Linked DNA regions of Mus musculus: all the other regions are linked to region 2. A link is a loop called in an ENCODE intact Hi-C map of the cell type or tissue named here. Cell type or tissue: heart. All regions are shown on one strand.

What was found. Peaks named below come from ENCODE experiments on the same cell type or tissue, not always from the same donor. Only the 100,000 strongest peaks of a DNase experiment are listed, where the experiment ranks them.
Region 1: a loop joins it to region 2, with 2.2 times the contacts of the local background. A loop is called at or near these places in 2 of 42 quality-filtered maps.
Region 3: a loop joins it to region 2, with 3 times the contacts of the local background. A loop is called at or near these places in 2 of 42 quality-filtered maps.

Annotation. Positions count from the first base shown.
Region 1 is chr10:53,088,770-53,096,769 of GRCm38, forward strand. Slc35f1 (solute carrier family 35, member F1) reads left to right here. Exons shown (of 8, transcript NM_178675.4): 7 at 569-723. Among named protein-coding and RNA genes, the nearest start is that of Gm40649, 88 kb to the right of the region's middle. In heart, no CTCF peak of the experiment used is centred here; no DNase peak of the experiment used is centred here.
Region 2 is chr10:53,174,915-53,182,914 of GRCm38, forward strand. Gm40649 (a long non-coding RNA gene) reads left to right here and starts at 6,251. Exons shown (of 3, transcript XR_871648.1): 1 at 6,251-6,424; 2 at 6,570-6,670. In heart, no CTCF peak of the experiment used is centred here; DNase peaks (open chromatin) are centred at 1,257 and 4,367; H3K27ac peaks cover 6,105 bases.
Region 3 is chr10:53,298,204-53,306,203 of GRCm38, forward strand. Cep85l (centrosomal protein 85-like) reads right to left here. Exons shown (of 13, transcript NM_001204983.2): 6 at 3,299-3,478; 7 at 1-2. It also overlaps the pseudogene Gm17823. Among named protein-coding and RNA genes, the nearest start is that of Gm19395, 22 kb to the left of the region's middle. In heart, a CTCF peak has its summit at 7,926 (motif pointing left); no DNase peak of the experiment used is centred here.

The sequences.
Region 1 (8,000 bases), 86 kb before region 2:
TTGAAATACATAGGCAAGCCATAAGAGGTGGCTCAGCAACTAAGGGAGCTTTGCTGTTCTTGCAGAGGGGCTGGTATGTGCTTTTTGCCACCCATACTGGGGGGCTCACAATGGCTTTCACCTCCAGCCCCAGGGGGTCTGATACTTCCTTCTGGTTGCCACAGATGTGTGCCTGTGTGTGCTCACACACACACACACACACACACACACACACATACACACACACACACAGGGGTGGGGGAGGAGGAAAGGAGGAGAGAGAGAGAGAGAGAGAGAGAGAGAGAGAGAGAGAGAGAGAGAGAGAGAGAGAGAGAGGAGAGAAACAAGAAGTATCCTTTCTCAGCTCCATGGGAAGAAGCAGAATGTATATTTTCCAAGCATAAGTTTTAGGTTCTCACTTATGTTTTATCTATGTGCCAGCTCATATTAAACACCATTTAATACAGTGAAAGAAAAGAAAGCACCTTTAGTGAGTCTTGGGTGATGCATCCCTTCCCCTTATCCTCTAAGTCCAGATACTGAAGATGCCCCACAAAGGTCCTGACACTGTCTTCTCCTTACTCCCCAGGACTGCTCTATGTTGGCTTTAGTGCCTGCATGTTTGGTCTCTACAGCTTTATGCCAGTTGTCATAAAGAAAACGAGTGCCACCTCGGTCAACCTTTCTCTGCTCACAGCAGATCTGTACAGCCTGTTCTGTGGACTCTTTCTCTTCCACTACAAGGTACGTTGAATCGGGGTTTCTCTGTGACAATACCAATTTAGGAATATCAAGTGCTGGTGGGGGTGTTATGGGATTTAGTGTGGGTGAGGGTCTTGACTTTATGTGGTAAATGGGAATCCAGCTCTAGGTGGAGATCCATATTTTGCAAATTCATATTTAAACTCAAAATAAAGGCAGCACTTTGTCCTGAGAGACCAGTGACTAGGGACAATTGCCAACAAAAGGTCAGCAAGAGCTATGGGGAGATAAGCTCTTTAATAGTGGAGGTCAGTTCAACCTAGAAGGTATGCTTTCCAGTCTGAGATTAGAAAGTTATATCCAACTCCCAAACTGCAGCTACAAAACATATTTTACCAAAGCCCTTGGTAGATTGTGTTCTCTGTGGAAGTGACATAATCCCAGAAGTTTTGACTTGCAAACACGAATGAAAAAGGCCATTGTGTTTCCTCAAGGAAGTTTCTTAACTAAATTACTATGGTTTGGTAGAAAAAAAAAAAAAAGAGAGAGAGAGATGACTTGTGCCAAGCAGATGCAGTCAATATATCAGCCCTGGAAGAACGAAGAAATGATCCCTCTAAAGATTGCTGTCTCTTCAAAGGCAACACTGCACTGACTACTCTCCTGTTGTCATAAAACACACTGACAAAAAACAGCTTTGGAGAAAAAAACGTTTATTTTAGCTCACAGTTCAGAGGGTGAACCCAGTCCATTCACGTGAGGGAAGCGTGGCCTGGCATTCAGGAAGTGCAATGATCAAATTCCAGGACACACAGACAACACAAAGTGAAACAGGAGCCAGTCTACTAAACCCTCAAAGCCCTCCTCTGTGATATACTTTCTTCAGCAAGGCAATTTCTTCACATCCCAGTGGTTCCATCACCTTCCCAAACAGCACTAACTCTAGATCCAGTCCTCAAATATATATGTCTGGGCGGGGGAGGGAATTTCTCATTCAACATACAACAAAGACTCTACATGCATCTTCACAGGGGTAGGCATGACTAATTGAATATGGTGTGCCAAGGTCCACTGTTATTCCTCTTAACACCACATTTGCTGCATCCATTAACAATCAGAGTTGGCATATGTGGTTGTATTTCAGTGAGCCTGCTGATTTTCAGGACTAGAAGATGTTAAACCCTCCATAAATGCTAACTGCCCTTGCTGTCTCTGACTGGAGCCTTTCCTTCCTGTGATCCTGTGTCAGAACTCCTCAAAGTCCAGCTGTCTCTGTGATCCTGTGATCCTGTGATCCTGTGATCCTGTGATCCTGTGATCCTGTGATCCTGTGATCCTGTGATCCTGTGGTCCTGTGATCCTTGGCATTTCAGAGTACCCCGGAGTCAGGTTCCCTCTGGGTGTTGTAGGAGTGGGTGTGGAGTCAGTGCCAAGACTGTTCTGGGTGCAGGTTCAAACCAGAAGGAACCCATGCCATTGGCTGGGCATGGGTTCCTGTGTCCCTGGATCCTGTAAGTCCCAGTTAGTCCAGGTGTTGGGGCAGATGTTGTGGGCTCACCTGTGATCCTGAGTGTTTCAGAGCACCTGGGAGTAGGGCTCCCTCTGGGTGTTGTAGAAGTGGGTGCAGAGCCAACACCCCAGGTCTGCTTAAGAAGTGGAGCAGGGGCTGTCTCCATTTCTGTTCCCTAGCATTATATCCCCTTCCCTTCACTGGACTGCCCAATTGGGCCTCAGTGAGAGAGTATATGTCTACTTCTGTAGGGTGGGGTAGTACCAAAAGGGAGGGTGTCCCCTTTCTCTGAGGAGGAGGGAATTTTAAGGATGAGACTAGGAGAAGAGGTGAGGATTATGATCAGGATGTAAAGTAAATTTTAAAAATTTAATTATTAAGGATAAAAGTGAGCACAATCAAGTAGTTCTCAACTATGGCCTCTTGGGAAGAGTTTTCAGAATCCTGGTCTAGCCTCCAGTCTCACTGATCCAGGCAATCTATGCATCTGATGCTTCAGCACCTCCCACTGTCTACATGGTTTAGACTTAACTATTTGTGGTCACAAGAAAACAGAGCTAGGGCCAAGTGGTACCAATAAAATGATTACTGGTAAATAGGAACACTGCCAGAAAGAAATAATTGCAAATGGGAACCTGACTGTCCTAGGAATCCGTTTCCATCACTGCCAGAGTCAGGATGTACATATAGGAGAAGGAGTGGAGAGGGCCTCGTGCTTTAGTGCTGGGGATTATACCAATGACCTCTGAAATCTCATTAGGTTTTACTACAGCCTGCAGTTAAGACTTTATCCTCTCACTTCATCATGATGTGTTTATACCACCTTCTGGTATGGTCATAAATGTCCGTAAGTTGAGAGGAAAGGCAACTTTCTCACAGATGTTGCTTACCCATGCAGAACTAAATGACTAAATGAAGCTCTCCTGCCCAACATTCATTATTCGCTTTTTCTTACTTTATATCCTCAGGAAAAAAAAGTCATTTTTTCTCCCACCCATTAGCCCACAGCAGCATCTCTGTCTTGGTGCTGACTGGACAGGAAAGCCTTCCATTCTGGAAAGCAAATGTCTTGATTTTAAATGAGACTATCTGGATGGAATGGGGCTCATGCAATCTCTGCATTTACGACTTTGGAAAGTGGCTCTGTGCTTCTTTTCTTTATTTCCCTAACAGCATTATTGAATCCAGAATAGTAAATCTGTAGCAAGTCATGGAAAGGCTAGAAAAAGAGCCTTACGTAGCCTCAGAGACCCTTAAAACCAGACCCAGGAAGAGACTCACATAAAAAAAAACTTTTCAATTTGATAGTCTTGGCTTCTCAAGGTCAAAGCTTTATATTACAAACTCTGTGTGTGTTGTGTAAACAGGGTACTTTACAAATTGAAAATTTCTGCTTCAATAACTTATACAAACCCAATGGCTTACAGAAGGTTTAACGTCTTCTAGTCCTGAAAGTCAGCAAGCCCACTGAAATACAATCACATTTGGGTATCTATGTTGCTTCTTGGGCAGGTGGGGTGGGGGGGAGCTGGTCCCATCTCCTCTCCAGCTTCTAAGGACTGTCTGTATTCTCCTTGTCTTTTGGTCCCTTCCGTAGCTTCCAAGTCAGAGTATGGTATCTTCAAATCTGACCACTAGTTAGTTAGAGACCTTTGGATTACAGTAAGCTTATCCATTAACCCAATCTCTCTGTTGCAAAATCCTTAATTTAATGCTATCTGCAGAATCTCTTTTGTCATGCTAAGTAACATATTCATGGAATTCAGGAGTTGGGACACATTGTTGGGGGGGGGGGCCATTGTTCTGGTTACCACAGAGGAACTATTAATAGTCACAGGAGACAAACAGAATACCCTGATCTTCAGGTAAGGCTAGCTGGAGCATGATGACGCCCTGTTCAGAAACCATGTCTGGACAATGAAGGCACACATTCCACCTCAGATACCTGGCACTCCAGGGGTAGAATTTCTCAATCTATATTCTTTAGAGTAGATTCTTACTCTCTCTAGACTTCAAGATGAGGGTTTGCCGTACGTAGTTTTTCAGAAGATTAAATTGGAAGACATTATTGCTCAGCAGTGCCCACAGACCATAGGCTTCTCCCATTAAATGTATAGGATCAGTAATCCCTGCCTCAGTCTATTAACTTTTACCATTGGTTTTAAAATTGTATAACTATATGTAGCCCTTAGCAGTTTGATATGAGTTCTTGCTAACTTAGCTCATGTTTGAAAAGCCAAACCTGGGTTCTTACACATAAAAATGTAGATGTATTACATAGTCATTTTTAATGGAATTCTTTGATTCCTTTCTTCCTTAAATATGTTTTCAGGAATAAGCCAGAAACACAAAGCATTTGAAGGTTATTAAAGTGAAATAATATGCTACTGTGTGCAGAAAAATCTTCAACAAAATAGTGGTCAAGATTGAATGTGGGGCCAGGCAGTGGTGATGCACGCCTTTAATCCCAGCACTTGGGAGGGAGAGGCAGGCAGATTTCTGAATTTGAGGTCAGCCTGCTATACAGAGTGAATTCCATGACAGCCAGGGCTACACAGAGAAACCCTGTCTCAAAAAACCCAAAACCCAAAACCCAAAACCCAAAACCCAAAACCCAAAACCCAAAACCCAAAACCCAAAACTCAAAACCAAAAAGCCAAAAACCAAAAACTAAAAACCAAAAACCAAAAACCAAAAACCAAAAACCGAAAACCAAAAACAAAACAAACAAACAAACAAAAAAATATTGAATGTGGGGAATTCTTCTTTCTGTCTGGAACTTAAACTAGGAAACAGCTTCCACAATTCCCTTTGATCAGTTCAAGGTTTGTTAATATTGCCCTAGATTGGGAGTATTTAGAGGAATTTGCCTTTAGATGGATTTCCTAATAAGGTACTGACTTCACAGTTTTGATAACATATCCTAGAATTCGATAGAGAAAAATTAATACCATAAACTTCTAGTTTCTCTCAAGCATTCCACTTAGGTCATTAGGTCACATGGCTCTTCACAGAGAACATCAGGAAGCGACACGTGACCGTGTTTGAAGAACAGCACTCTAGAATTATAAGATCTCCATAAATCCTTATTTGTACTCTAAACGTGTTTACCATCCAAATATTCACTACTAAACAGACAAATAAATATCTTTTAAAATGATGTATCCAAGAAAGTGACTTCAACTGTTCTGTGTAATGTGATTAGGGCCCATGTTGTAGAGTTTCTTCTGTTCTCATTAGAAAACATTCGGAATATTTTTGTCTAATCCTTGTATGAGGCAACTTATCCTGTGGTCTCCAGGAGTTATAAAGCTATTAGAAAATTCTCTTAATAATTGCCTATGCTGATACCCAAGGTTAGATTCCCTCAAGATCACGGACAGAGCTCTGTGACAGTTGACCCTCCATTCTGCTACTAGTGTTACAGCCCCCATGTTAGAATGAGAATTCTCTTTTACTGTTGCTGTAAGAGATTTGGCATGTAAAATTTAATAACTCTGAGCATGATTCATATTAATGACATATTATCACGCTTTAAACTTGACACAACTTCATCCCACAAATATTTATCCTGTGCCTACTATGTGCAGGCACTTCATTGTCACGTGCCTTCCTATTACAAAGCAGTCAGGAGTGCTGAAAAGTCACAGGAAGATTAATTCAAAAGATGAGATTCTAAACCCCAGAAACTTAAACAGACCAGCAATTTCAAATGCTCTTAGCATCTGAGTACCCACGCCAGATAGTTTGCAGTAATGGGACCTTTTCATTAAGAGTGGAATTTTTCATTAGATATCAGTCAGTATCCTGAGCTGTGCAACTCTTGTTGATCCTCTGTGGCAGAGAGCAATTTCAGTAATGTGGCTTTACTTTAAAAAGCCAGGGCAAGTGGCCTCTTCCCATGACAACTGGTAAGCATGAGGGTAACTCTTCGCATCATATTTATAAAAATACCCTCATAAGCACTCCATTCTATTTGTTTTTGTAAACCAAAAAGGAAGATAAAGAGAGGATAGAAAGTGATTTTAAGCTCATCATGACCAAATGTAAACTAGGAATGTGAGATTTAAAGATTAAGACTTAAGGGTACTATAAAACCATGTCAGATGAGTGTAAAACTAAAAAAAAAAAATTTATATCCCAAGCCAAAGGCAATGCACATGGATCATCAAGGTGATAGAGTGGGCATTGTAACTTGCTTTTCCGTTCCCAACATCCCCAGGACAGCCTGTCCTGAGACTTGGTTCTTGTAGGATGAGTTAAGATGAGGATCATTGGCTTTAAGCATTGGGTTTCACGTGCAGCCTCTCAGGTGCCCAGGCTTTGTTTATCACAACTCATCCTCTAGTGCAAGGATCAAAAATTATGTCATTTGAGACATACACCTGCTGTTATAAATAAAGTTCTACAGAGGTTCATGTCTGGCCTCTTTATATACCGTCCACGATGTTTTGTGTGCAATAGCCATGTTGATTTTATTTCCCAGCCAAGGGCTAGAAAATGTCTCAGTGGTTAAGAGCACTGAACTATCTTCCAGAGGACCCAGATTTAATCATTTAGAGCATCCACGTGGCATCTCTTAACTGCCTGTAACCCCTGTCCCAGGGGATTTAATGCTGTCTTCTCACTTCCAGGGACACTGCACCCATGTGGTTCATAAGTAGATATGCAGGCAAAACATCCATATACTCAAAATAATAACATAAAAAATATTTTCCAAGTATAAGAAGTTTATTGGCATCTGAGCGAGGCCTTTGGTGTGTGTCTTTTGTAAGATAGACTGGTGACATATATAGCTCTGCAATCCATAAGTGTCTATAAACGCCTCCCGAATCTATTGGTCAGAACTCATCCCCATAGCCACACAGAAGTTGAGAAATGTAGTCAAGCCATTTATGTAATAAGAAAAGAAAATAGGTTTAGTGAGCAAACATCCATTTTCTACCCCATTAAAATTTTCTATTTACCAAATACTGTGGAAGGAATAGAAAATTTGGAGACAAATTGTAAAGCATTCCCACAATGGCAGAGAGAGGTCAAAGTTCCTTCTACGTGAGTCTATTATAAACTCCATACCATAAAGATATTTTAAACTCATCACATCAGAACAAACTGTGAGGGAAAACAGCCAGGTCAGAGGTATTCTAGATGGAATCAAAGAAAAGCTTACATTTAGATTACATATAGACAACAAACAGCTAGTTGTCCCCTGAGAGGACACAGGAAGTGTGCTTGTCACCAAAGTGTGTGGCCTGCTCTACCCCACATACTGAGATGCCTAAGTTTCACAGTCAACCTGAAAATGTATCAGCATTCAGTAACTTCCCAAGTGCTGGGATTAAAGGTGTGTACCACTACATTTGCCAAAATATTTTAATATTTTATATTAAAATTTTAATATTTTAATAATATATGGACCATGACATCTAGACAGAGATCTAATAAAGGTTGCCATTTCAAAGCAGTAATGAGAAGACGCAATAACTGAGATCTGTGATATGAACTTATCACTTTTATACTGGTGAAAATCTCAAATACTGCTAAGAGTGCTGTGTAACATGTGGCTTGCATTAATGTTTAAGCAAATGCTAAATGTTAGTTTGAGGGCAGTGACAATAATCCAGGTCACAGACCTCTCTGCGTTAGTGCAAAGATCTCTGGGTAAGAGTCTCTGGTGTGCGGGACATGGTGACAGGTGGCTGTAAACCCAGTACTTCAGAAGCAGAAGGAAGAGATGTGTAGAGTTTGAGATTAGCTAAACGACATGAGGGGATGCTGTTTCAAAACACACAGAGAGCTTCATGATTTG
Region 2 (8,000 bases):
CTCAGCCCAGCCTGTATATGCTCTTTGGTTGTTGGTACAGTCTCTGGGAACTCCCAGGAGTCCAGGTTAGTTGATACTGTTCTTCTTCCCATTTCCTTGAGAGCCTTCAACCCTTTCCCTACGTCTTCCATAGGGGATTCTGAACTTTGTCCAGTGTTTGTCTGTAGGGTATCTACAGCTGTCTCAGTCAGCTCCTGGGTAGATCCTCTCAAAGGGCTGCTCTGCTAGGCTCCTGTATATAAGCACAAAATGGTAATGGAAAGCAGAGGGAGGGAGGGACCTGGGAAGGAGAAGGGAGGGCAATGGAGTTAGGGGACAGGATCAGTCATGGGGAGAGACAGGAAAGAGTCCCAGAGGGCCAGTAGAATAAATGGAAATATGCAACTGTTGGGGAGCTAGGTGGGGTTGGGGGTTTCTCTAGGAAGTCCCAGAGACCTGGGATGAGGGAAGCTCCCAGGAGTTAATGCAGGTCACCTTAGCAGAAATGCTCAACAGTGGGGAAAAGGAACCTGAAGAGACCACCTCCAATAGCAGACAGGACCCCCCCTCCAGTGGAGGGATGGGGACACCAACCCACCTACAAAACTTTTGATCCAAAATCGGTCCTGTCCAAAAGAAATGCAGGGGCACAGATGGGGCAGAGACTGAAGGAATGGCCAACCAATGATCGATTGAGACCAGTCCCATAAGCAGGCACCAATTGCTCACACTATTAATGATGCTACTACTGCTTTTCATGTTGCTGGATTGCTGGTTTGCTTGTTTGCTGCATTGTCAGATATTCTGATGACAAAGATTGGACTTGCTCCAAGAGATCCAATGCCCCTAATCAGCAGAGAACCCTTTCCCCTCTAAATTTCTTTCTCTCCTACCTAGTGTTGGGAGGAGGGCGTTGGAAGGGATTAGGATGAAGTAAGGCTTGGAAGAGAGGTAGAGATATAAGAACCCAATAATGTAGGATTTAAAAATATGCCAACAGAGGGGGTAGAAATTATATAAAAGTTATGCATGAAATTCTCAAAAGAAATAAAAATGTAAAAATCTAAAATCAAGATAAATATTGTGTTTACTGCATAATGAGTCATGCACTGCAGCCTCCAAGTACCAAGCGTAATGGTCAGAGAAAAAGCAGGTGCTGTTCTGGTATGATAGACATCATTATCACATGCTATGTGGAGTGTGTAGAGAGGCTTCTTGGCTCCTCTTGAATCCTGGAATTGTGTTTCCAACAGGCTTTCAGCAGCTATGGCTCTGGATCACCTGTCTGGTGACCAGAAGCCTGGATCCAACATCGTGTGCCTCCCCAGATAATGAGGTCAAATGTGCCAGACCTGCCAGGTCCCTGATAACTGGCTCATTAACATCTCCAAATGATAGCACTTTGATTAAACTTCACATCTCTGCCTGTTCCCCATCTTATTCCTTCTAAAATTAGAGCTGGTATTTTGCAAATCATGCCCTTGCTTAAACTTTTAGGCTGGTTCACGGGCAATGGAAGATCATGATGTTCCTTGAATATTATCCCCAAGGACAGAGTTTTCTGGGTCGTAAAACCTTAGGTTTTCACTCAAACCTCCATTGGAATACACATGGGTGCTTAATGCCAACAAAATATCACATACAGAATAAGCTTCAAACATCAGAACTCTGAGCTTTTATAGGATCCTGCCTCTGAATGGGATGCATAACATTTGCTTTGTTAGCATGGCACTGCAGTTTTCCTTTTAGCAAAAGGAAAGAATGTCACTCCTGAAACCAGTAGAAAGAACAAAAGTACCGTCATGATTATTACTCCCACCCCCAGTGTTCTATTCCACAGCATCACTTTATTTGAAACTTTCAGCTACCAAAGTCAATTTCTCCTATTTTGATTTGAGAACACAAGATATAAAATCACATAAGACCCTGGACCTAGGAAGTGAAGATCTTGTCAGAAGAGAGTTATCTCTAGAGCCCCATGAAAACTGAGTCACAGAAAGCCAAAGGGCAGACCCCTGAAAATCCGATGGCAAGTGAAGGAAGCTGAGCACAGGATGCCAGTGACAGCCAGGAGACTCTCAAAATGAACATTTATATATTGAGGTCCAGGCGCTGGCCCTTGGTTACCTACAAGAGGACCACGATGAGGTTGCAAAGGTTATATCAGGGGATGAGAAGAGAGAAAATGAAGGTCGTGTGGGTTCGTGGACTTGGGATATATTAATGTGAACATACGTGTGGATTTTGAAGCTCACAGAATGGAAGGAGTAATGCTGAACTTGAAGCTGAGAGCCATAACCATTGTCTTCCTGTGTATGCACACTATGAACAAGGTCACCTAAGATATAGGTGGGACTCAGAAAGAGAGAGAGGAAGGTCATGATGAGCTGAAACCTATGCAGCTGGGTCCTAGAAACCTGCTGAGGCCAGTGAGGGAATGAAGAAAGAACATACACACAGACAGACATACAAAGAGGCTGGGATTAGGTGGGGTCATGCATTCTAATGGAAACATACTAGTAGCAGTCTGGAAACTCAATATTTTTATTTTGTACACTTAAATATAAGAGGTGAGTTATATTGTCCACAGCTGAACATGAAGGACACGAACTAGCTAATCCCAGGAGGCATTCTTTATCAGGGAGCAGTCTCAGGTTCCAATCATCTGAGTGAAAGAATTTGTGGTCAGTAGTTTCTGCACGCACTGGTTTTAGCTAAAGGTCAATCATTTGTCAGCACTCATACTTGGACTATAAGAAGGATTTTGCCATCCCTCAAACCTGAGCAGAGGAAGGCTTTTTTTCCCATAAATTTGGAAGAAACAACCAAAAGTTTAGAAGTGAAATCAACTAGGAAGAGACAGGAATGATACAGTCTGAATGACAGGGATCTTTAGCTAATATAATAAAGGGATTATCTGGAGTGTCAACTGTCCTGTTACTTCTTACTTCCCACCCTCTGACCTAAGACTAGGACTGGTAAAAATTTTAAAAAGATGTTTAGAAGTTAGGTCAGCTTCTTCCTCCCAGCCCCATGTGCCCAGCAATAAATCTCAGACTCAAAATATATTTACAAATACTTTGACCATATTTGCAGGTCTCTGCCCTTTTTGCCCACTTGAGTAGAAGAGAGTTTCTCTGACCTTCAGCCTACACGTGGACCTGCCAGCATTCTATCTGAAGTACAGTAGCCTGAGCTCCCCTCTCAGTTATCAATAGCTGGCAAAAAGTCTCCTTTGAGCTCCAACACTGAGTTCCTAAACTGCATAATGGCATACATTGACACTCATCTTCCTCCTGTCCCTTAAACCCTGCTTTCTCTCCACTTTTGTCTCTTACTAATGACCTTGAAAAACTGCTAATAAGCTAAACATACAACAACAAGACAGCTGAATAAAAGATTACACATTCCTGCTTTGGAGTACCAAGAGGCAAATTTTTAAAGGGAGCTGACATAAGTTCTGTGTGTCGATCTCAGTAGGGGTAAAGGAAGAAGGAAATTAGGAATTTAGGCATTAGGAAAATTCATACTCTGTGTGTGTGTGTGTGTGTGTGTGTGTGTGTTCGAGCTCATGCACATGTGGTGTGTGGTGTGTGTGTGTGTGGTAGGTTAAGGTAGGAAGAGAGAATTTTTTTCAGTGATATTTCTAGGATTCTTTAATGTTGTACAACCATTTCTATGCATTATATTGATCATCAAAGATACACGAACCAGTCTAGAAGTGAGTCTGTGTGGAGCTGCATGAGCTCTGGTGAGCATTAGCGTTTTATTAACTTTGGCTTTGGGCCTGATAGAAGCAGGCAGCAAATATTTGTTTACTCGTTGAAGACCCATTGTTTGGGGCCAGGAGGATGGAAGCAATTTGTGAAATCGCTCAACAGAAACTGGAGAATGTTGTCAATGAGTTGGAAAATTGTTCTGAACAATGTGTGATGAAGGTTATTGCTGGGCTGAAGCTGAGACATCCGATCCCCCATTAGCAGTCTTCTGATAGCGAAGGAGTGGAAAGTATTAAAGTAGAGAAGCAGCCAGTTTGCCTACTCTGACATGGAGAATTTAAAGGTCACACGCAAGTAACTGCAGATTATAAACTATTGTGCCCGAAACCTACTTTATAAGGATTTCTGAAAAGCAAATTCAGTTTTAGTTTGAAATACTAAAAGGTGAAGATTTATACTTTTCATATTTTGTTTTTATAATTTTCTGCTCAAAGGCCAGGTGTGCAATGTTCTCACCTAATCACTCAAAACTGCTCAGGTTGACGCCAATGACTTCACTTCCCATTAGCTGCCTGTCTAAATATATCTCAGAACAACGTGCCACAGACAAGTTCAGTGTGAAAGCCTTTCCCCCCCCCCCCCCAGTACGAACACAACCTTTCAAATAGTGTGAATGAGCTGCACTTGGGAATTTATTCCCTGGCCGCATGACTTTTCCGAGTCAAGGACACTGTGCTCAGTCGCCCTGGCTGGAGTCTCAAGGGGGATGAAAAAGATTAGTCCTTGACAAAAAAAAAAAAAAAAAAAGGAGCTTTATCCCCTCAAGCCAGTCCCTAGCACATTTTCTCCCTAAACCATTCAACCCAGCAGGCTGGGTCCTCTCTTCCATGGGACTCCTGTTTTGTCTACAATGACTGGATTCTTCAGTCAAGGTCATTTCCCAAATTCTCTATTAAATTAACTAAGATATTTTTTTTAAAGAAACAGATCAAATGGTATTCCAGAAAAGCAAGTCTAGACTGTATTTGAAGAGAGAGACAGAGATAGAGAGAGACAGAGAAAGAATGGGTGTTCATGAACACTCACACAACACATACACACACACACACACACACACACACACACACACACACACCATGAGCATCTTGCATTATAAGAGCATGTGAAAAACAATTAAATCCAATTCCCTACTTTCAAATCAAATCCAGTTCACAATTTTCCAGTATGTGATGTGACCATCCAGGGCCAAAATGTTGTTTTGTGATTAATTTAATGCTAGACAAAATGGATGTACTCTTTTTGGTGATATTCAAAGCATGCTTATATGGACTGGAGCAATGATTCGATGGTCTATAGCACTTACTGTTCTTACAGAGAACCTGGGTTCAGTTCCCAGCACCTACATGGAGACTCATAACAGTCTATGATCCAGTTTCAGGGGATCTGATACCCTCTTCTGACTTTCATGGGTGCTAGGCATGTAGCACACATGCATACATACAAATAAATAAATCTTTAAACATATTTATATACAAGAATATGGAATGTTTGTGTAGCATACTTTAATTTAAATTGCAAGTTCTTGGTATTTATCTGGGTTAGTTTTTTTTATTTATTGCATACTAAAACTTAAATGTTAATTTACTCATTTGACAAATATTTAATTCTTACTATATTCTGGGTAGTGCTTAGGTGCTGAGGAAGGTCATGGAACAAAATGGAGACGTTTGAGAAAAGAAAAACTATAAGCTGACTTACCATACTAAATGGCTGGTCTACTTGCTGTTTTAAAAATAGACCATGAGAAGGCAGGAAGCAGGCAAAGGTGGAAGCAGGAAACCCAGTTAGCAGGCTCTTGCTATAAATATAAGCATGGTGGTATGGATCAACATGGTTGGTTGGATTAATATTAGTTAATCAATTAATAGGTACAACTATATGAGAAATTTATTGGAGCTGTTTGCAAAATATTTACTTTCAGCAACTAAAAGTACAATGATGTCATTAACTGAAAAGGAGAAAAATCAAAGATGAGGACAGGGGTTCAAAAATAAAATCTAGAATTCTGCTTAGGGCGTTCCGTGCCCTCAAGCTCTGTAAGACAAGCAGGAGTGATATAAATATGCACAGATGGGCCTAGGAATTCGGAGTTCAGCGGAAGTGCTGGAGGTTTTCTAAGCTGGACTTGGAAGTTGGACTTGAGAGGCTTATTTTTAGATCGCCACCCACACGGACTGTAAGAAAGCATTTCTCTGAGTGCCGGTAACTATCGCCCTGTCTTAATTTGAAGCACTTCTCATTTATTTGACACCAACCGCTTTCCTGAGTTCTGAGGGCACGGAAATAGGCGTGGTCCTTCTCTGTGACTAAATCCAGAGGTAGAGACAAACGACAAACACTCTTTAGCACTATAAATCCTGCGTAAGCATGCCAGAGCTGCTAATGAACACACAGATGCAGATAGCAATAACTAAACACAGGAAGGGCAGGGAGAGTGTTTGAGAAGTGTCTTGAAGATTAAGAGTTGCCTCCAGGAGTATAAATAGACATAAATGAAGCAAAGACGAGAAATCCTGGGAGTTGTAGCTCAGGAAGTTAAGTAGAAACACTGCAGAAGGGAAAGATGGAGGGTGCGAGGGGCATGACCAAGGCTGAGTCAGTTAAGTCTCTCTGAGGCCACCTAAAGAAAGAGGGAGCACACTTAGAACTGATGCTTAAGAACTCAGGTAGGTGCTGCATGGGTCTTGCTCTACTTTGCTAAAATGCTAATCTCCTGGCAGCAGTGGAGGTGACCCTGCTGTCTGGCGATGAGTAACAGGTGCCAGGAGGTGACCTTGGTTTCAAAGTGTGCCCTTTGTCGTTTTTCTTCAGCTCCTGAGCTCTGCCAGCTGCGCGCTGTGCATAGAGATGGCGCCTGTCTGAGAAAAGAGAGTCACAGACAGCACAGAAAAGCTTTAACTCAGCCAGGCCTGGTGAGTTGTTCCAAGGAGGTTTCTCCTTCCCGGGAGACTTGACAGGGAATGAAGCATCTACCCATCTCAGCCAGCAAAAAGGCAGAACGGCCTGGCAGCCTGTGCAAAAAAATGCTGACAGAGATATATCACAGGTCCTATCAGGTCCTAGCCCAATTAAGTCATGCTTGAAATGGTGACTTCAGTGCAGTCGCAATCTTCAAGAGTTAAAAACGACATTTTTACTTAAGATATTTCAGAAGTATGGAATGTCTATGGATGCTCATCACCTCTGAACAAAGTGTAGCAAACCGCTAGCAAGGATCAAAATAAAATGCACGTGACTGGGGAAGAGATCTCCAGGGGAAAAAATCTATGGTTATAAGAGAGGATGCTCTGGCAGTTATGGTGGCACATATTGGTAGGAGATGGTAAAGGGAAAGAGGCAGAATGGTCTCAAATTTTAGTCCCACCTGGGCTATTCCCTTAGCTGGGGATGCAGCTCAATGGTTGCACATGTGAAGCTTTGAGTTTAATCTTCGATGCTACCATAAAACAACAACAAGAAGAAAAGAGGCCTTTCCCCTCGTCTGTGCTCCACAGGAGCCGTTTGTTTTTGCTAAATTTCAGCCTTTGCCCTATATGTGATGTTGTATGATGTGGCCCACGTTGTATCCCACAGCCTATCTAGGGATAGATGGGACTTGTGAGCATGGCAGGTTTTAAGAAGTATAGAATGATGGCCATAGAGGTGATTTTTCAGAGGGAAAAAATGCTCTTCCAAGGTGTCTTTCACAACTGCTTTTTAGGGTGTTTAGGAGAATAATATAGTTTGTTCTCCCTTTTTCCTGTTTATTCCTTCCTACCTGTCTTTAAGGAAACAATAGCTAAACAATTTGTAGTCTCTTCTACAAGGCAAAATTTTGACTTAGCCTGTTTTGATTTTTAGGGAGAAAGAAGGATTAAAGAAACTAGTATACAGGTGATAAAATTAAAAGGCCATAAACAACTCTGTGTGTGTGTGTGAGAGAGAGAGAGAGAGGGAGAGAGAGAGAGAGAGAGAGAGAGAGAGAGAGAGAGAAAGAGAGAGAGAACATTCCATATGACAGACAGCCCTGTTTGAGTCTTATGGTCTAGGGATAATAGAAGTCCAAATGTCTCAACTATACAATTTATAGAAAGCTGGGTGGCCTTAACAAAGACAACCTAATTCTGAGGGTACTCGGGCAGCATGGCTGCTCCTTTATTGAAGAGAGTGCTTTGAATAAAGTGTTTTGTTGATAGCATCACTGGCCCTGCAAATAATGAACCTGGTCCACACCATGCAAAACCAGCCATGGATTCAGTCACC
Region 3 (8,000 bases), 120 kb after region 2:
AACTAAAGAAAAACATGAATCCTCAGTTGTTTTGAGTTACTAAAAATTACAAAATCAATGTTTCATTCTTGGGTATCAGTGAATTTATCATTTATCAATGTGTCTCAGGTTACAGTAAAGATCATCAATTGCATTAAGATCTGCCTTAATCCAGTCTAAGATTCTTTTTCTTCTCAAAACTTTTAAATATCAGAAATAAAGAATTTGAAGGATATTTGTTTGCTTTTATAGATGGCATTTTAAAAATTGTACTAAGACAGGTGACAGTAATAATATAATTTTTATTGTTTATAAATATATAAATATGGGTGAGGCTATTTATCTCTTTATGACTTAAAAATATTATGCTCATTTTAAACTGCACTAAGTTCAAATTGTGTTAAAAATATTTAATTATCAGTCTGTATGTTAAAATGTTATTGGGTACCCCCTAAAAGCATAGAAACAAATCTATAAATATTTTTACGACATCAATGCAAATATTCATCTCTAGAGGACAGATTCTAATTTATAATCTTTCAAAACAATATTAAAATACTGTTTATGAACTAAGAAAACAAAATGCATCAGTTATTTTGTTACTAAAAACCTGCAAAAAAAGCAATAAGGAGCTAAGTGAGCCAACTTACATACTTCAAGCAATTTGTATATTATACATTGTATATATATACAATTTTTATATTGTATCATAAGTGAGCATAAGTGAGTTTGCACCACATTTCTTTTCTTTTCTTTTCTTTTTCTTTTTTTTTTTTTTTTTTTTGGAAAAGCGACTGCTTTAATGAATTAGACAAAATTTCACATAAAATCAGAATCCTATGATCCATCCCGTCTCCGATCACTAAAAAAAGCAAGATTCATTCATCACAGGCCATGTGCAATTAGGACCCAACTCAAAGGCAGTGCAGGTCTGGTGTCCAGCCGCGGGTGTTGCACTACTTCCAACTCTCAGCGCTGAACATTCGTTCCGTGAACATCTGCTCCAACCTTACGGCATCAGCAGCAAATTTGCGGATGCCATCGAAGAGCTTCTCCACAGCCATTTGGTCCTCGTTGTACAGCCAACGGAAGGCCTTCTCGTCCAAATGTATCTTCTCCGAGTCACTGGTCTGGGCCACCTTGACGGAGAGCGCAGGCGCCAGCTTGCTGTTCTCCTTGAGCAGCTCCCTCAGGAGCTTCGGGGAGATGGTGAGGAAGTCACAGCCCGCCAGTGGTTTAATCTCACCGGTGTTGCAGAAGGAGGCGCCCATGACAATGGTCTTATAGCCAAACTTCTTGTAGTAGTAAATTTTGGTGACACTCTTGACCCCAGGGTCCTCCTGGGGTTCATAGGATTTCTTGTCTGTGTTTGCCACATCAAGGATGCGCCCCACAAAGGGAGAGATGAGCGTCATGCCCACTTCAGCACAGGCCACAGCCTGGGCGAAGGAGAAAAGCAGTGTCATGTTGCAGTGGATGCCATGCTGCTCCTCCAGCTCCTTTCCAGCCTGAATCCCCTCCCAGGTTGATGATAACTTGATGAGAATTCTGTCCTTGCCGATCCCCGCTTCTTTGTAAAGCTTAATGAGGCGCCTGGCTCGGGAAACCATGGCATCCTTATCAAAGGAAAGCCTTGCATCAACTTCTGTGGATACACGGCCTGGAATCTTCTTTAATATTTCTGCTCCAAACAGCGCAAAAAGTTTGTCAATGGCATTTTTAATCTGCTCCTCTTGAGGCCCACCCAGCTTCTTGCCGTAGGCAACGGCCTCCTCTACCAGCTCTAGGTAGGCAGGCATCTGGGCTGCAGCAGGATCAGGGATGGGTTGGTGGTGGCATCTTGGGGCTTGTATTCATCGATGGCATTAAAATCACCCTTGTCGGCCACATCGGTGGTGAACTGCTTGAGCTGGTCCAAGGCGGACTCCATCCTCTGGCGCTTTACCGGGGACCCCCGACATGGCGAACCGCGCACAGCTGAGGCAGTAGCCAGTGCGTGCTAACCCCCACATTTCCTTCTTAAACTCTAATATAAAGATGTCTCACCACTGAGGTCACCTAGTGTTGCATATTATGTAAAGTTAACACCTACTATAGCACAAGAGTTGGCATTCCCAGTAAACCCAGGTTTAACTTCAGATTTTATGTTCTCATTTGATTCTACTGACTTTAAATTGTACATCTCACATTCACAAAACACTTTCACAAGTAAGACCAGTTGAAAACAAACAACCAGTCAATAAACAGGCGAATGAAATGAATGGGCTATTTCCAAAGATGAAGTATAAAGGGATAATAAATATATGAAAACAATAGGTTCACCACCCTTAGCACATAAGGGATATGTAATGAAAACCACATTGAGCTTAGACCTCACCTGCTCAGAACAGCTCTCATAAAGAAAAGAGAAGAAATACACTGAGGGGATGAAGGAGAAGGGGAGGAAATGTAACTTAGCCCAGACGTTATGAACATCGGTATAGAAGTGACTCATAAAAACCAAAAATGAAATTATAATACAACCCTGCCAATGCTGCTCCTGAGCATATACCCGAAGAACTCTTAAGTCAACACAACACAATACCTGCAAGGCCATGATTATTACAGCATTATTCATAATAAACGACCTAAAGGATCATCCTAGGTGTCCATTAGCAGATGAATGGAAGAAGGCAATGCTATGTTTTAATACATACATGCATACTCATCACAGACATCTCTGTCTCTCTCTTGCTGGTGTGTGTGTGTGTGTGTGTGTGTGTGTGTGTGTGTGTATAATGAACTCTAATTCAACCATAAGGATTGGGGTTATGTCATTTGAAGGAACATGAATACAAATGGAGATATTCCATTAAGTAAAATAAGCCAGATGCATAAAGATAAATACTGAGTATTTTCTCTCATTTGTGGATCACAGATCTTTTATAAATACACAAAACCACATATAAATCACATAAAATCTACTAAGTCATAATAAGGGGCTTCAACGTAATAACTTGAGGCAATGTCCTTCCGAAAAATAGGCTTCATTTCATTTCCCTATACTTTATAGTCAGTAAGACCAAGAAACAAGAATTTACTATAAGGAAAGGGAAGAGTTGTTGGTAGGGGCAATTGGTTTTTAGAAAGTTTCAGGACTAGTTAGAAAGACACAATAGACTTTGTTCCTCAACTAGATGCTTAAATCTGTGCCACCAGCACATGTTTCTTGAAAGTTGACGCATATAGTATTTTATTATAATGTATAACCTGAGAGAAAACCTGGAACAGGTTTTGAAGAAAGCAATTGATTCACCACAATTGTTCACAAAATACTCACCTTCTCCTCTAATTTCTTCTTCTCTTCACTAAATTGGCTTATTCGTTGTTTGAGAAACTCATTGAGCTGCAAAACTTCTTTCTCAGTAGATGCTAGCTTTTGCTCAAGTTCTTCTTGGTGGGGATGGGACAATGGCTGCTCTGTAAATAGACTCTGGCCTGAACTGCTCTCGTATTGAGGCTATTGGGAAGAAAAACAGTAGATAAGTCTTCAGTTTTCAAAGTAGAAAAGGGTTACCGTGCAATAAACACTGTTAAGCTTTAAAAACAGCCTGGGCTCATGTTAGACCCCAGCCCTCTGCTTCCTAGATACAGACCATGATTAAAGGACTTCAGTACCTCTAAATCTTGGTTTACTCATCTATGAAATACAAATAATAAGGCCATTTTGCAATGTTTATTGAACAAAAACTATGCAAGCTTCTAGCACACAGCAAAAATTTAATAAAAGGCAGCTACTATTTGGCTTAAAAGCATACTCAAAAACGGAAATAATGTATTACACACCTTCATCATCTAGAAGTGAAACTATTAAGGAGGTAATTAAACACAAAGGAAAAGTGGGGTGTGGTGGTAAATTCTTATAATTCCAATATTGAAAACAAAAGAAAGAGGGGTAGGAGATCAAATCTATCAAGTTATGTAGTTAAGACTCTGTCTCCAAAAAAAAATGCATGAATATTTTCTTCATAAGTAATCATTTCAACTACTTAAACTCAATAAGCCTTAATAGACTGGCTCAATAACTAAGATTCATAAAGTCAGGGTTTTTGTCCATAGTAGGGTAATGATTATACACTTGTCTAAAATCATGCCTGGCACCATACTAGAGCTCAAAACATAATCATAGAATGAAAAAAAAAAAGGTCAATACGGTTTCTTTCATTTTAAAAGGTTTGATGCAAACTCTTCTATAGCAAAAGGTGAACCTCTTGGTGTTAACATCTGGAAGGGATGGACAGAAAAATATATGCATTCTTTCAGATGAATCAAGTAGAGTATTAAATTAACAAAGAATCTGCTATTAATTCAACATATATTTACAAAGCATATTCTGGTAGGTGAAGATTTTAAAGCTAATACAGTTACAGAAAAGGGTTCAGAAAACACAATTAAGACTAAATCCTAAGATTGTTGCTAGATGGTAGCTAGGGAAAGGTAGTATATAGAAGTGACTTTGAACAAGGTCTTAAGGCATTATGGTTTGGCTAAAAGACAGGCATCCATTCAAATTGTGAGCAGGAATATTTCAATGTTGCATACTCTGGCATTAGCCTTTATGAATTCAAATTTTAAAGGAGAAGCCTTAGACAACTAAAGCACAGGAACCAATATAACAAGGTGGATAAATAAAGGCCACATCAAGTACAGAGGAAGCACTGAGCAAGAGGGAAATGAAGAGACATTTGGAAAATGAATAACTGTGCTTTACTGGGGTAGTGGCTTTTGAGACATTTCTTTAAAAATAGGTGAATTCTGCTGTGTTGATTTTTTTTGTTTGTTTTGGTTTGTGTGTGTGTGTGTGTGTGTGTGTGTGTGTGTGTGTGTGTGTGTATGTGTGTGTGTGAACTTTACACAGACCTACATATTTTTGGGAATAGGGCATCTTAATTGAGAAAATAACTCCATAAAACTAACCCATAGACAAGCCTGCAGGGATTGTCTTGATTAATGATTGACTGAAGGGGTCTAGCTTACTGTGGGTATTGGCATTCATGTGCAGGTAGGTGGTCATGGGGGAAAGTAAGAAAGCAAACTGACTCTTTGAGTTCCCTCTCCCCAGCTTGGGCATTTTGGCTAAGGTCACCTCTAATGAGTCCTGAGAGTGTCTTACTTCCTGGGTCTCTGGTACTCTTTAGAGGATCCCCCTTCCTGCCACCATCCACCTCACCCCCAACCCCAGGCTGCTTATCACCATTCATTCTCTTGGCCCTCTGGGCTTCTCTCCTGCTCCCCCATATCTGATCCTGTTCCCCTTTTCCCTGCTTCCATCCAGATCCCTCTTTCCCTCTGCCTCCTTCCCCCTTCTAAGTGGGACTGAAGCATCTTCACGTGGGCCTTTCTACTTGTTACATTTCTTACAGTCTATCGGCTATATCCTAGGTATTCTATACTTTTTGGCTAATATCCACAAATTGGTAGGAGATGAGACCCAGGGATGGCGGTCAATGACTGGAATGTAAATAAATAATTTGAAAGAAAGAAAGAAAGAAAGAAAGAAAGAAAGAAAGAAAGAAAGAAAGAAAGAAAGAAAGAAAGAAAGAAAGAAAGGAAGGAAGGAAGGAAGGAAGGAAGGAAGGAAGGAAGGAAGGAAGGAAGGAAGGAAGGAAGGAAGGAAGGAAGAAAGCAAGCAAGCAAACTGAGCAACCCAGGAGCCTACTTCAAGGCTTCTGCTTCAGTTCTTGTCTCAAGGTTCCTGTCTTGAGTTCCTGCCCTGACTCTTTCCTCTTAAAGTACTTTGGGCCATGGTGTTTTAGCACAGCAATAAAAACCCTAAGACATCTTCCAAGAACAAAGAAGAATATCCTGGAACAAATATTAAAGCAAAGACAGAACACACAGAGTGTGATAGGTTACAAGACAGAAATAAAAAGGAAAACTGAAAATATTTGGGGACATTACAATAGAACCCCCAATACTGAGTTGAATCTCAATTTCTAAAAAATAACAACACAGAAATAGTTTTAGGTAAATAAATTGATTTTTTTTTGGTTTTATAAATCTATATATTCTCTACGTTTAGGCTTGTACCTAGTTTTGGTGGCAGGAAAGCAAAGAAGGGTCCTAGTTTCACTTTGTTGCTAGATAAGCCACTCTAACCAAAAGCAAATTGAAAAGTGTTTGCCTAATGCTTCCAGGTCAGAATCCATCATTAAGGGAAATCAAGGCAGGAACCCAAGACAGGAAACTGAGGCAGGAAACTGCTTGCTGGCAGTCTCTCTGGCTCAGTATAAGGGTCATGCTTAGCTAGATTTCATTCATAGTTCGAGACCATCTACCTAGGGATGGTGCAGTTCATAATATTCTACTTTAATAAGCAAGACAACACTGCACAGGCATGGCCACAAAGCAATCTGAGCTAGGCAACTCAATCAAGACTTTCCTCTCAGATGACTCTAGGCTTCATCAAGTAAGGCTAACTAGACAAAGAGACAAAAGAACAAGAGTGCTAAAGCAAGGCCCGGGAATATAGCTGTCATTATTTACTAAATAACATATATAACACTCTTATTATCAGGGCTATTGAAACTGGACTTAAGATCAGTTACAAATGTGTATGCAGGGTCTAGGGCAAACATTAAAAAAAACTATTAAAATAAGATGAAAATATTCATATAAAATGTTTAATTAAAATGACAGAAGAGAAAAACTGTGTTACAACAAAACAGAGTAACACGATAGAAAATATTTACACACATGATAACTTATTAAATCAATCAGACCCACAATCACTATAAACATCCTTGATTTAAATGCACCAACTTAAAGGCAAAGATTGCCAGAATGCATCAATGTGTCTTATATGAGAAGCCCTTATCTAATAATACAAAACAGTCTTTAGCATAAAAGTGTACCAAAATACCTGGGGTGGAGTGAGGGATGGTGACAGAATGGCAAGAAGAAATACTATAGTCAGTATAAATCCACTATAGTCACTGGAGGCTTTCAGGCTCGTCAGGGATGGCAAGCCACAGAAGGCAGAATGGCAATGAAGACACAGTTGCTCGCATCAAACAGCCAGATGACTGACATACATAAATTACTCATTCCTGCACCACACACTTCTCAAGTTCCTTTGAAACAGTTACCAGGAAATCAACATTCTGGTTCATAAATCACATCCCAAAAGCTGAAAACTCATGAAAATACATGCTATCTGAACACAGGTAAGTTACACTAGAAATCAGACACACACACACACTTGAGACATCCCAAAATAAAGCAGTAATAAATAATATATGACTTAAAGAGGAACTCTAGAGGGAAATATAAAAAGTCTCAGCTAAAGTATAACTGAGAATTTGTGAAATAAATAAACTGTGTGATAAAGTGGTGCTCAAGGAAATTTATACCAAGAATATAAATAAGAAAGATGTAAAATTAATCAACTAAATCTCCAATTATAGTGAACTAGAAAAATTAGAGAAAGTTAAATCCAAAGTAAAAAAGGAAAAGTAGAGCAAAAAAAAAAAAAATCAATGAAATTAAAAATAAGATAGAGAAAATTCAAATCAGTAATTCTTAAGGTAGGCCAGGAGAAAGCAATTAAAGGTGACAGAAATGACTAATGCCAGATATGAAAGAAGGAACATAACTCTAGATCCCATAGAGCTCCTCCATGCCCAGGAAACTTCATAAACTCAGTGAAATGGAACAGGATCAGAACTCACATATAAAAGAAACTTGGAGTTCTTTAATATATTAGTAAAGAAGTTCATTAAATAAGTAATTAGTAATACTCAAACAGAAACTAAACCATAACAACAACAACAAAGAACGTAGGAGAGGAAAGTGATAGAGAATCCGGATCATCTGACCTGGGGGCATGAGTCTAGATCATACAGGACAAGGGAAAAGCACAAAAGAAATCTGTAATAAGCTCGCTTAGAGAGCCATCTACTGGCCTCAAACACTGTTCAGATACCTTAAAACAAAACAGAATAAAGCAAAACAAAACAAAGCCATGCTTTTGTTAATACAAT